2 separate regions of the Homo sapiens genome follow, and region 2 is linked to region 1. The links are chromatin contacts, found by Hi-C or POLR2A ChIA-PET in ENCODE. All regions are on one chromosome and are shown on one strand. The core of a region is the stretch at or near the end of the contact, and the rest is flanking DNA. Distances in the headings are between cores, read along the strand shown.

Region 1 (5,983 bases), core at 2,038-4,537:
CCTAGGGCATGAACAGAAGGCAGCTAAGCTCTTTGCTAAGGCGTTAACATTGTGTGACCTTTGCTCTAGTTCCCAGTAAGTTCCTAATTTCCATCTGAGGCCTCAGCAGCCTGGACTTCACTGTTCACATCACTATCAGCATTTTGGTTTGAAGTCCAGGCTTCTGAGGTCTCGAATGGAAATAAGGAAATTATTGGGAACTAGAGCAAAGGTCACGCATGTTTTGCCTTAGCAAAGTGCTTGGGTGCATTCTGTTCATGTCCTAGCTATCAGCATTTTGGTCACAACCATTTAACCAGTCCCTAAGAAATTCCAAACTTTCCCTCATCTTTCTGTCTTCTTCTGAGCCCTACAAACTCTTCCAACTTCTGCCTGTCACCAAGTTCCAAAGCTGCTTCCACATTTTCAGGTATCTCTACAGCAATGACTCACTTCTCAGTACCAGTTTTCTGTATTAGGTCATTCTTGCATTGCTATAAAGAAATCCCCAAGACCAGGTAATTTATAAAGCGAAGAGGTTCATGGTACTACAGGCTATACAGGAAGTATGGCACCAACATCTACTTCTGAGGAGTCCTAATGAAGCTTCTAATCATGGCTGAAGGCAAAGGGGGAACAAACATTCATATGGCAGAGTAGGAGCAAGAGAGAGTTGGCGGGGGCGGGGGGGGGGGGAGGTGCCACACCCTTTTAAATGACTAGATCTCGGGAGAACTCACTCATTATTGTTAAGACAGCACCAAGCCATGAGGGATCCTTCCTCATGTTGCAAACACCTTCCACCAGGCTCTGCCTTCTAGCTCTGCCTCCAGAATTGGGGATTCCAATTTAACATGAGATTTGGATGGGGACAGATATCCAAACTATATCAGCCGTGTAGTGCCACCCTCTAACCCATCCTTCCATTTTCTTGCTTTTCCCAGTCCTAACTATACCTGCATATCAGCTTACCTCAAAGTTCTCTCATTAGCTTGTCAATATTTTTAAGATTTTACCTCTTATCATCCCTGAATAATGTTTCCTCAATGAGTGAAGCTAAGATTATGATTATTCTTCTTCAACCCAAGAATTTTCCAATTTAGACCTGTGAATACCACACTTGTGGAAATGTAAAATGTATTTAATCTTTCATAAGTCTGACAAGCTCTGCCATGTTCAACTGATTTGTTGTGTATGTAATTCACTGCCTGAGTTTCAATCTGGATGTCTATATTGAACACTTCAGTTTTAGGATATATACCATTAAAAGGTATGCAAAAGATCCTTTTAACTTGCTGATATAGCACTCAGTAATCAGATGCTGTTCAATTTCCATTATGTCGATGGTGTTTTCAATCCTGTGAACTTTGCAATCCATGCGCCAATGTTGGCAGAAATACTGAACTCTTATTACAAAATTTTCATATCATTTAAAGCTTTAGATTATTGCCTTTATAGTGGAACTTCTGTGAAATTGAGTCCTGAGATCTGAGTTTTAGCCTTGAGGTTGCTCCTGACCTTGAGACATTAATACTCAAATCTTAAAGTTTTCTGGGCCTCCGTGCTGGGATTGGTCATAGTTCAGTTGTTTCCTGTCTTCTCTCTTCTCTTCCTCTCCCAGAGTGCTCAGCCCAGGTTACCACACCAACTTAATCTGTAACATTTCGGTAAGTCATCTGGGCAGGATCCTTGATCCTCTAAGCCTTATGTGACTGATCTGCAAAAAAGGAGATAATAGCATGTACCAGCTGATAGTTATGGTGGCGATTAAAGGAGATCAGGAATGTAAACATTGGGTGCAGTGGTTCACGCCTGTTGTCCCAGCGCTTTGGGAGGCCAAGGTGGGATGATTGCTGGAGCCCAGGAGTTTGGGATGACTCGGGGCTGCCCAGCCTCAGGCTGGGCAACATAGCGAGAACCTGTCTCTTAAAAAACAGAGAGAGAGAGAAGAAAATCAGTCATGACTTACAATGGAAGAAATTATCATCAGGATGTATTTGGAAATAATATTTAGGTTGAAAGACTTAAGCAGGAATATTATTTCTCATGTCCACTGGAAAACACAGTGACATGACTCCCAAAACCTTCAGTCAACAAGTCTGTCTTACTGTTTCCTCCCCAGATTCTAGGGATATTAGCAATCAACGGCTCTCAAATCTTTACTCTTGGTTAGATAAAAGCTATCTTCAACTAATTTTTCTTCTGATTCAATTTGTCATTAAATACACTGATCTAAGAATTTATCACGCATCTCACTTGTACAATTTCTCCTTTGAAAGCATCGAATTGCAACCTTGTATGTGTAACTGTTCCACACATTCAGAAACGGGCCCCTTCAATTCGCGTGGACCTATCTGCTAAGTGGTGCACAGACTCGCGCTCTGAGCCCGCAGCCACGACCTTTAATGCGGGAAATGTGCATGATCCCATACAGCGCCCATCTCAACAACTAGAGGCTGGGTGCACCCGAGAGGGGTATGCCTGCCTTGAAGATATGGAAAAGTTTTGTTTTCGTTCTTTCCACTCCTTGGACAGTCCCTAGTGCTTGCGCGGAACCGGGACGTCTCCTTTGGACCCGCTAATGTCACAAGCCGCCCGAGCGCGCCGCTGCTGGCCTCCGCCCAGACCCGGATTCCTCCCCCTTCCCGGCGCCCTTTCTCGGGCGCCCGGCCCGCAGCTGGCGAGGGCTCTCTGACCGCTCCGGTGTCCTCGCCCCATTTTACTTCTTGGGTCCCCGCCGGTGCCATCTGGTTGGAACCCTCGGGAGGAACTAAAAGTTGGACGTCGCCACCCCTACCCCTCGCCAAAAAATAAACACCGGGGGCTGCCGAGGCCCGCCAGGAGGAAGGCGACGAGGAAAAAGCGAGGACGGAAGGCGGCCCCGGGTTCGCCCCGGCCTGGGCCGCCCGCTTCCCCACCCCGCGCACCGTACCGTCCCCGGCTCCCTGGCTCCCCGACGGCGAGGAGGGCCGCCGCTTCCGCGTCGGGGTCGGCCGGGGGACCTGCGAGGTGCGGCTGCCGCAGCGGCGCGCCCCGGAGCCTGGCCCGGCATTCCAGTCCGAATAGAAAGAGGCAGGGAATCAAATGGAAAAGCAGGAGGCCAGGCCTGGGCGGGCGAGCTGGGAAGGAGGCGGCGCGGCGGGGCCCGGGAACCCAGCCTGGAGCGCTCTGAGCGGCCGGCTCGGACTCACGCGGCGCGCCCGGGCCGCCCCTCCTCCCCGCGCCGCCGGCCGCGGCCCAGGCTCCCTCGCTCCGCCACTCCCCGCCCCTCCGCGCTCCCTCCCCGCCCTCCCCGCGCCGCCGCCTCCTCCTCCCGGCCTCCCTCTCCCAGCCAAACTGAAAGCCGGACCCCAGGCCGCCGCGCTGCCGCCCGGCCTCCCCGCCAGCGCGCCACCATGGGCAGTCCCGGTTTCCCCTTGTAAAGATGGCGGTGAGGGATCGCTGCAACCTTTAGACTAATGACTGTCCGAAACATCGCCTCCATCTGTAATATGGTGAGTGGCCGAGCCGCCTCGGGGTCGCGCCCGACTCGCGGCGAGGCAAAGAAAGGGAAGCCCGAGCTGCACACACGCCCGGTGGCTGGGGCGGCGGGGGCGGCGGGGTCCGCGCCGCCAGAAGTTCCCGGCCCCCGAGCTGGGCGCGCGGCCGCAGCCACCTCAGCGGCCGGGGAGGGTCCCCGAGCCCCCGGCGCCCGTCTCAGCCCCGGGACCTCGGAACCCGCCCGGCGATCCCGGGGCCGCGCTGCTGCGCCCCCCGCCCTCGGGTTGCGGTGGAAGCGGCTTGAGGGAAGGGAAGCGACCGAACCTGAACGTCCCCGGGGAGGGGGTGGGGGATAAGCTGGAGGTGGGGGGCACCCATCCTCTTCTTGCGGTCAAGACAGCCTTATTGGACGTCCAGACTGCCCTCATCTCATTTTGAGTTCAGTCCTTCCGAGGTGTTTAAAATTCACTTTGCAATAGCAATTGTGTATCTGGAGAAATCGGAAATGTAATAAAGCTGTAAAAAAAGTGCAAAATTGTGGCTGGAGAAGTGAACTTCAACCTGGTTTGAAAAAGCACCGTAATTTGCTCCGCATGCCTCAGTTTCCCCATCTGTGAAAAAGGGACAAGGCTCTGTGGCGGTAATATTTGCAGGCCCTAAGGGTGGGGCGGGCTGTGGGCTTGGAGGAGGTCTCCAGGGTTATCCTGCCTGATCCGCTGTAGACCTAGGGGAGGCTGGCGGGCATGGATACAGCCAGGGACATCACTGGGTTCTGATGCAGTCCGAGCCCATGATGCGGTGGTCACTTTAATTTGGGTTTCCCCCATTGCTTTCCCTTTTTCTGTAGGAAGAACCTCCAGCCCTTGGGTCCCCAGGCTGGACCCTGCTGGCGCCTCCACTTGTCAGAGCCTTTGGGGAGCTCAGATTGGAGTAAGGCATTGCTGTCCCTTGCAGGGTGAGATGATGTGTGTTTTGCCTACATTCTTTAGACTGCACCCCGCCTCCCCTCTAGCCCCCTCCCAAGCGGGTCCCCGGAGGCAACACGTGCTCTTACAGTGCCAGTTTGAGGAAAACCTCCCTTGAAGCTAGTAATACTGGCCCCTAAAGGGAATCCAAGGAAGCTTGATGGAGAAGCCCTGGTGTAAGGTGATCTGGCTGCCCTTCCCCCATCACATAGCTTTTTAAATCTTCTGTCCCACATTCTGTTGCAAGATCAACACATGGCAAAGGAGCATTAAGAAGCCTTGTGTTAGCTCAGGGGTGGAATTGAGACCCGCTGGCTTCAGCTTTCAGCACAATGGGACGTGCCACTGTCACGGCCAGCAAAGCAAATGCTGGGGCCTCCCAGAGTGATAGCTGCACAGGTACTGGTTGGTGCCGGGCGAGTTCCATACGGGGAGTGGATCCTAGAGCCTTTCTGTTTTCTCTTTTTTTCCTTTCTCTGCGAGGAGTCAGATTTCCTCTTATTCCTGTGGAGGGGCTGCTTGTGAAGAGGTGATGCCTTCTCAGTTTCTCTCCTACGACCAGTTCCTGAGGGAACTGTGAATCGGGAGCAGCTTGAATACTCTTTTATGTCTGTTGGTGTGGCCGCAGGCCTAAGGATACTACAGGGTAGTGAGGCTCCGACCCAGCCCTTGGTGGTGTTCTTGTCCTGCTTGTGTGTGGTTACACCTCTCTGTGTAGAAGCAGGCTGGAAACTTGAGAGCTAGCATGCCCCTAGAGGAAGCCAGCCCCCAACCTCCCCCCACGCGTCCCCCCACCCACCCTCAGTGCTGCGGGGGCTTTCTGGCACACCTGGGCTGAATGTCACAACGTGTTTCAGTGAAACTCAGTCAGGGAGACAGGGTGTGGGGAGGACCTGAGAGGAGCAGGCCAATACTGCCCTGAGAGTTGACATCTCAGGTGGAGACCTAAAAAGGTACCAAATTTAGGACCATCACCCAGATGAAGTGAGGAACCAGTAATTCATTAAGTAAGGAGTCTGATGTTGTATTTAGACGCCATGTCTAGAGAGTGACAGAGTTTGGGTTCTAATGTCAGACTTCCTGGGTTCAGGTCCTGGTTCTTTTTTTTTTTTTTTTTTTTTTTGACAAGGTCTCACACTGTCACCCAGGCTGGAGTGCAGTGGCATGAACATGGTGGCTCACTGCAGCCTCCACTTCCCAGGCTCAAGTGATTCTCCCACCTCTGCCTTCTGAGTAGCTGGGACTACAGGCACGTGCCACCATGCCTGGCTAATTTTTAAATTTTCCATAGAGACTGGGTCTCCCTATGTTGCCCAGGCTGGTCCCTAATACCTGGGCTCAAGTGGTCCTCCCACCTCAGCCTCCCGAAGCGCCAAATTACTGCCGTGAGCCACCATACCCGGCAGGTCCTGGTTCTAACACATGTTGGCTTTGTGTCCTTGAACAAGTTGTCCGGTCTTAGACTTTCCTTATCTACCAAAAGGTGATGTTAATATTGTTGTATTACTCGGGCACAGGGCCTGGTACATGGCTAGAACTCAGTGAGTGTCATTGTCAAC
Region 2 (5,983 bases), core at 1,319-3,818, 2.9 Mb before region 1:
AATTTTGTACTCTTAACCACTATGATACGTTGCCTACCAACTGGGGGAAATCAGTTGACAGAGGAGTTGGAAATACTCAGTTTAAATGATAGCAAGGTTCACAAGAAAGGGTGAACAGAATATCTGAAATTATGTTTAAGGCTATGGAATATAAATTTAGGAGCTATGAAATTATGAGGCAGGATTTTTGTTTTATGGAAATGTGGGATCTGGAAGTTGGAAAAGCTATTGGAAATATCCAATACAGGCTGGGTACAGTGGCTCGCGCCTGTTAATCCCAGCACTTTGGGTGGCTGAGGTGGGTGGATCACTTGAGGCCAGGAGTTCAAGACCAGCCTGGCCAACATGGTGGAACCCCATCTCTACTAAAAATACAAAAATTAGCTGGTGTGGTGGTGGGAGTCTGTAATCACAGCTACTTGGAAGGCTGAGGCACAAGAATTGCTTGAACCCGGGAGGCAGAGGTTTCAGTGAGCTGAGATCATGCCACTGTACTCCAGCTGGGCAACAGAGCAAGACTCTGTCTCAAAAAATCTGTCTCAAAAAAAAGACATATCCAGTACATTTTTTCTTTTCTTGGAGAGAATGTGGGAGAAAGGAGAAGCTGTGAACTGAACCATGGGAAATGTTCAAGCAGTGAGAGAGGACTGAGCAGAAAAACGGGGGATTATCAACAGGTCTTGGTAAATAATTAAATACAGTGAAAGAGGGAGGAGTCAAAGATGGACATGGTTTGATCTTGGTGACTGAGAGGACAATGAAATCATTAAAAAGGGCAAAGGTATTTTGAAGATAATATGTTCTAGATGATGGGGAATATAAGGAGGGATCAGTGTCTCTAGAATAAAATTCAAAAATCCATCCTAGGGAAAGCATTCAAGCCCTCTCTTGTCTGGCTGCAACCTACCTTATCAGTATTAATAACTTTGCCTCCGTCTTGCTACCTACCTCTTGTCAGTCGGGACTCTTGATTACATGTGAAAGAAAACCTCTCACTGGTTTAAGCAATAAAACAGATGCAAGAATTTACTGACTGGTTTAACGAAATTTCCAGAGGAATCTAATCTACATTTGTTTCCAGGCCTCAAACATGTCTTTAGGCCAAACCTGTCTTCAAATCTGCTTTTTTTCCGTGTTGCCTTCTTTCTCAGAATTCACGTGTGGAAAGATGGCTCCAGGTCTCCATTCTCCCAGATTTAAACCCATTGGTAAAGACGTAACACCCTTCTTAGGAACCGTAGTTTGCAACCGAGGATTAAACTCAAATATGCCTTCCCCTTGTGTCCTGCTCAGACCATATGGACTGAGAGTGGATAAATGATAGTTCTTCAAAAGAAATTATCAGAATAGGGAATGAATGCTGAACAGGCAAAAATGTCGACCAAAATATCTTCTGCTATATGATGGGGTAAATTAACAAATCATGTTTTCCCACTCCTGAAAGAAAAATCCTTAGGTGCAGGATCAAGGATCTGAATAAGTGCTTCAGTTTGATGTTCTTTTGCCCAGAGCATACAGCAAGAATTGAAAATGTTTACTGAGGTGACTGTTACTTTAAAGGGAGGATTTTACGGCCAGAAAAGTGCATTTTTTGAAAGAAAAAGATGGCTTTTATTTCAAATCCAAAAGATATTCATTAAAACATAGGAATTACTAGGAATTAAGACTGTAAAGATCTCTTTTCCAGTAGAAGCACTGAAATGTGCTTTCTCATGTGGACCAAATGTGCCTTAACGCATCAAGATAAGTAATTTCCCGAAGATAAGTAGTAGTCACACGTTGTTCCAACGAGGAAATCCATGCAAATTAGGGTCCTGGTTTATTTCTGATGCTTCATTCTCCATCTTCCATTACACTGTCACTTGATTTTTAATAAAAGGGCAAGGGAAAAATCTCCAAATGAGCAAATAAATCCCGACCTCCTTTCGCTTCCCTCCTCTGGCCGAGGGCGCATGCCCTGTCTCCCCAGGCCCACCCACCAAGAAGAAGCAACCCAAGCCGCGCTCCCTCAGGAGATGGGAGAAGATGTTACTGGCGGTCCAGGCGCCTTTGCAACTCTTCTCTCCCAGCACCAGGAGAGGAAACACGAATGATGCCACTGGGGGAAAAAGTCTCCTGCCAACACCCGAAAAATCTAAGCTGGCGTCGGCAGTGTTTTGCTTTGGAAGGGAGAGCGGGTTCCTTTTCTGGCCTCTGGATCCCTCATCCGGCAGGAAGCTCTTCTTCCTCCTCCTAGCCCCCGGCATACGGGGGGAAAGCCAAAGAGCCTCCAGGACCTAAGGCTAGCGCTCTGCCGGCCGGCCGCGCCCTCCACCCGACCAGGCCCCGCCTCCCCGGCTTTCTAGTAACCGGCGCCGTTCCCGGCCGGGGCAGGGAACGGTGCGCCTGCAGAGCCAGATTTCGGCCCAAGGGGCGCGGGAGTCTCTTCGGGCGTCCGGGATCCCCTGGCGCGGCTCCGTGCTGCCTAACGGGGCAAGTCGCATGCGCACCGAGCCGCGCTGGGGAAAGGGAGAGTGAGGGGAGGGGCGAGCGCAGAGCCTCCGCCGGCCGTCTGAGCCCGCGGGGTCGCTGACGACGCATGCGCCGGGAGGGGGCGCAATCACGGACTCGGCTTGCGGCTGCCGGTTTAAAAAAGGAAACCCCGGAGAGCGAGAGCGCGAAGGAAATCTGGCCGCCGCCGCCGCGAGCGCTCCCGGTGAGAGGCGCCCGCCCGGTGGGCCCAGGGCCTGCCGAGTGCCGGTTGGCTTCCTTGGCGGCGCATGCGCGCTCCTGGGCTGGTGGAGGAGGGGAAGGGAAGGGAGGGGGAGGAGGAGCTGGCCACAGGAGCGGCGAATTTTTGGGGGGGTGGGTGGGGGGCGCCACTCACAGCCCCAGGTGCTGCTGGAGGTGGGAGCCGCGGCGCCTCCTGGACACAGGCGGGGTAGTGGTTCCGAGTCACCGCAGCGGGAGACCTGGGTGGGGGAGGGAAGAAGCCGGAGCCGCCGCAAGCCACACGGTGAGGGCGCGGGGAAGGGGAGGGAGCGGGGGGCGGCGTGTGTGGGGCCGGGGGGCGGCGGCCAAGGGTGGGGAAGGCGGGAGCTGAAGCCCAAGTTTGGCGTGTCGTTCTAGTGTGTCTTTTCCCGGGACTTCGGGCCGAGGCCCGCCCTGCCTGAGAGGCCCTCTGGGGCAGCTGGGGTTACCTGCGGGGCAGGGGCGGGAGTGGGGTGCACGGCGGGGCCGGGCGGCTTGAGGGCGCCCGGAGCTGCGGCCGATTCCAGCAGCTGGGAGGCGGGGAAAGACGGGGACCGGGTGCCGAGAGAGCTTTCGCTGGGGACCCGCTAGGCCTTGTGACCCACTTTATTCCTGTCACCACTCGGGCACGTTTGGAGCAGCGCCCAATGGGGCGCCGGGGCGGCCAGCTCCTCCGGGGAACCCCCGCCCTCCCGGCGCCCGGCCCGCGTGCCGCAGTCCGCAGTCCGAACGGCCGCCGTTGCCGGCCGCGGGCTGGTTCCGTTAGTGGTGGTGGTTCCGGGGTTCCGTTCCTAGGCAGCGCGCGGCTATTAGCGTCTGACTCCAGCGACCGCGCGCGGGTTCGAGGGTTGGCGGCGAGGCGCTCGGTTTCTCTTCTTCCGTCCACCCGCGCTTCCCGTTCCCCGTCACCGCCGCTGGCGTTTGTAGATTTCTTTCCGCCAGTGAAGCTGGGTTTTCTGGAGTTGGCTCTGGCGCTCTGGCCCCTGGAGTGTAATTTCCTACACGCAGCGCCGCAGAGTTTATATTCTTTGAAAGTGTTTGTAGCTTTGTAGAGGTCCTCTTGTTGATGGTAGGTGAGCCTAATTCTGCAAGATAAAAGCCTAGTCTCTGACCTGGCAGATGAAAGATCAAATCAGATTGTGGTTTCCTGCTATTAGAATGCCGTGCTATTAGACTTTAAGGCTTTTTAGCCTTCTTTAAAAAATAAAAAAATTTTTACAGTGGAAGAAAAGCACAAGAAGTAAACTTTTACAGTCGTTGATTTGACTATAACGCTGATCCCCCCAAATCAAAGGTAATTTCACTTTGAAGATTGCGTTCTGATTTGTAGCTTTAAGCGATTAGAGAAAATTGTGCAATATTCCCCTCTACCTGTTTGAAAATAAACATTCTTAAAAGGATGTAATTTAGATAATGAATTGCTTTCTCTGAAACTTATCCCTTGGGACACCTCAAATCTGATTGGTTTTCAAAGCTTGGGGGAAGGAAATTAATTCCTGTGATAAGTGGTTGGCTGAACAGAATGTCTTGAAAGGTTAGCCTGTAGCATTAGGAGAAATACCTAATGTAAACGACGAGTTAATGGGTGCAGCACACCAGCGTGGCACATTTATACATATGTGACAAACCTGCACGTTGTGCACATGTACCCTAGAACTTAAAGTATAATAATAAAAAAAGTAAAAAAAAAAAAAGTTAGCCTGAAGAAAGCAGACTGAAAATGTTCTAAAGCTAGGCGTAATCAGTTATGAAAAAAGAATAAGGAAGCTTTCTACGTACTAACATGCAAAGATTGCAAAAATTTGCTATGAAGTGAAAAAAGCAAGGTGTAGCGGTACTTTGTGAATAGTGTGTTACATCTTAAGGGCGAGGTGTAATAATACAAGTTTATGTTTGCTCTTTATATAAAGAAATTATGGGAGGATTTAGAAAACTAACAATAGAGGAGAGGGAGAAATAGTCTGAGGGAATGGTGGGAAATGAGATGTATTATGTGTATGTCTTCATGTTTTCAAATTTTTGTGTGTATTATGGACTCATAAACTGGATTAAACAAAAATCCTCCTCCCCCAAATAATTTGTGTGATTTTTGTTGCCTAATTTATGGTGATTTGAGTCATTTTCAATATGATTGCTTTTCATATTTTTTAGGAAAATCAACTAAAAAGGAAGTTTGGGATACCTTTTATGACTATTTACACTTTAATTTTTAAGATTGCAGAGGTCACAGGCATTTATCTTTTAAAGATGTTTAGTTATATCTTGCCTTGCTAAAATATATGACTGTTTACATTTGGCATTATGGCTGGATTATGCTGCTTTCAGAGTGTAGTTTGTGTTTCCCCCTCCTCTTTTTTTCAGGAGTCATAGATGGGTAAAATTTTACTTAACCCCAAAGTTTCATGACAAACAATTATGAGGAGGATGTGAACATTCCCTTAAAGTGCTAGTAAACTTGATTGTCTAGGTTAGTTTGCTTTTCAGGTTGGGAAACTTTTCTTTCTTTTGAGGAAATCAAACATGAACCCCAGTGAAAGGTAAATTGGGGTGTGTGTGTGTGTGTGTGTGTGTGTGTGTGTGTCTGGTTGTTTCTCATGAAAGTGTACAAAATGAACATTTTTTTAGGACTGGATTGTTGAAAACCTGTTTAATGAGGTTAAGACTGCACAGGCAGCTGTTAGATGAGATATAATTTTGGGAGGGGACCCTCAAACTCCCCCTGGTGACTAATATTGTGTAATGAAAGTAGTGAATAGTGAGTAATGGATTGCAGTTGCTGTGGGCATTTTTGTAATATTACCAGTATTCCTTTTTATTTTGTAGGATAGGATACTTATATTATTTCTGTTTGATATGTAGGTTTTTCTAATAGACTTCTGCAAAGTGTCACTTATTTTTCATTTGAATTCCATGTGGGTCCGTTCAATCTTTTTTAAAAATGGAATTACATTTCAATTTTTTTTTTTTTTGGAGACGGAGTCTTGCTCTGTCACCAGGCCGGAGTGCAGTGGCACGATCTTGGCTCACTGCAACCTCCGGCTCCCAGGTTCAAGAGATTCTCCTGCCTCAGCCTCCCGAGTAGCTGGGACTCTTATTTTTAAAATTACAGAAGTAAATTGATGCTCATAAAAAGTTAATACAGTGTATATATAATAAGTGACAACCCCTTTACATCCACTTCTAGCTCACATTCCTCCCCAGAGGAATCTAGGGAGCACAGCTACTCGTATACCCTTGACTGAAGGGTAACACT

The links. A loop is a pair of places that touch in the nucleus more often than their neighbours do. ChIA-PET counts read pairs that join two places held with the same protein, here RNA polymerase II (POLR2A). Pooled maps may share reads with other maps.
Region 2: a map of B cell shows a loop between it and region 1 (20-fold over the local background). The contact joins the promoter of CLOCK here to the promoter of USP46 in region 1. A Hi-C loop is called at or near these places in 1 of 168 maps with a recorded cell type or tissue (B cell), 1 of 37 single-sample maps with no recorded cell type and 7 of 50 pooled maps. POLR2A ChIA-PET finds 5 or more read pairs at or near these places in 1 of 52 experiments (OCI-LY7).

Annotation. Positions count from the first base shown.
Region 1 is chr4:52,656,605-52,662,587 of GRCh38, reverse strand. USP46 (ubiquitin specific peptidase 46) reads left to right here and starts at 3,287. Exons shown (of 9, transcript NM_022832.4): 1 at 3,287-3,473. The coding sequence starts at 3,438. USP46-DT (USP46 divergent transcript) reads right to left here and starts at 3,182. Exons shown (of 2, transcript NR_125363.1): 1 at 2,912-3,182; 2 at 1,090-1,696. RefSeq lists silencers at 2,874-3,303, 3,314-3,833.
Region 2 is chr4:55,543,494-55,549,476 of GRCh38, reverse strand. It overlaps CLOCK (clock circadian regulator), which reads left to right and starts at 2,568. Exons shown (of 23, transcript NM_004898.4): 1 at 2,568-2,695. It overlaps LOC124900704 (a long non-coding RNA gene), which reads right to left and starts at 3,612. Exons shown (of 2, transcript XR_007058122.1): 1 at 2,867-3,612; 2 at 1,588-1,861. RefSeq lists silencers at 2,293-2,662, 2,723-2,822, 2,943-3,572.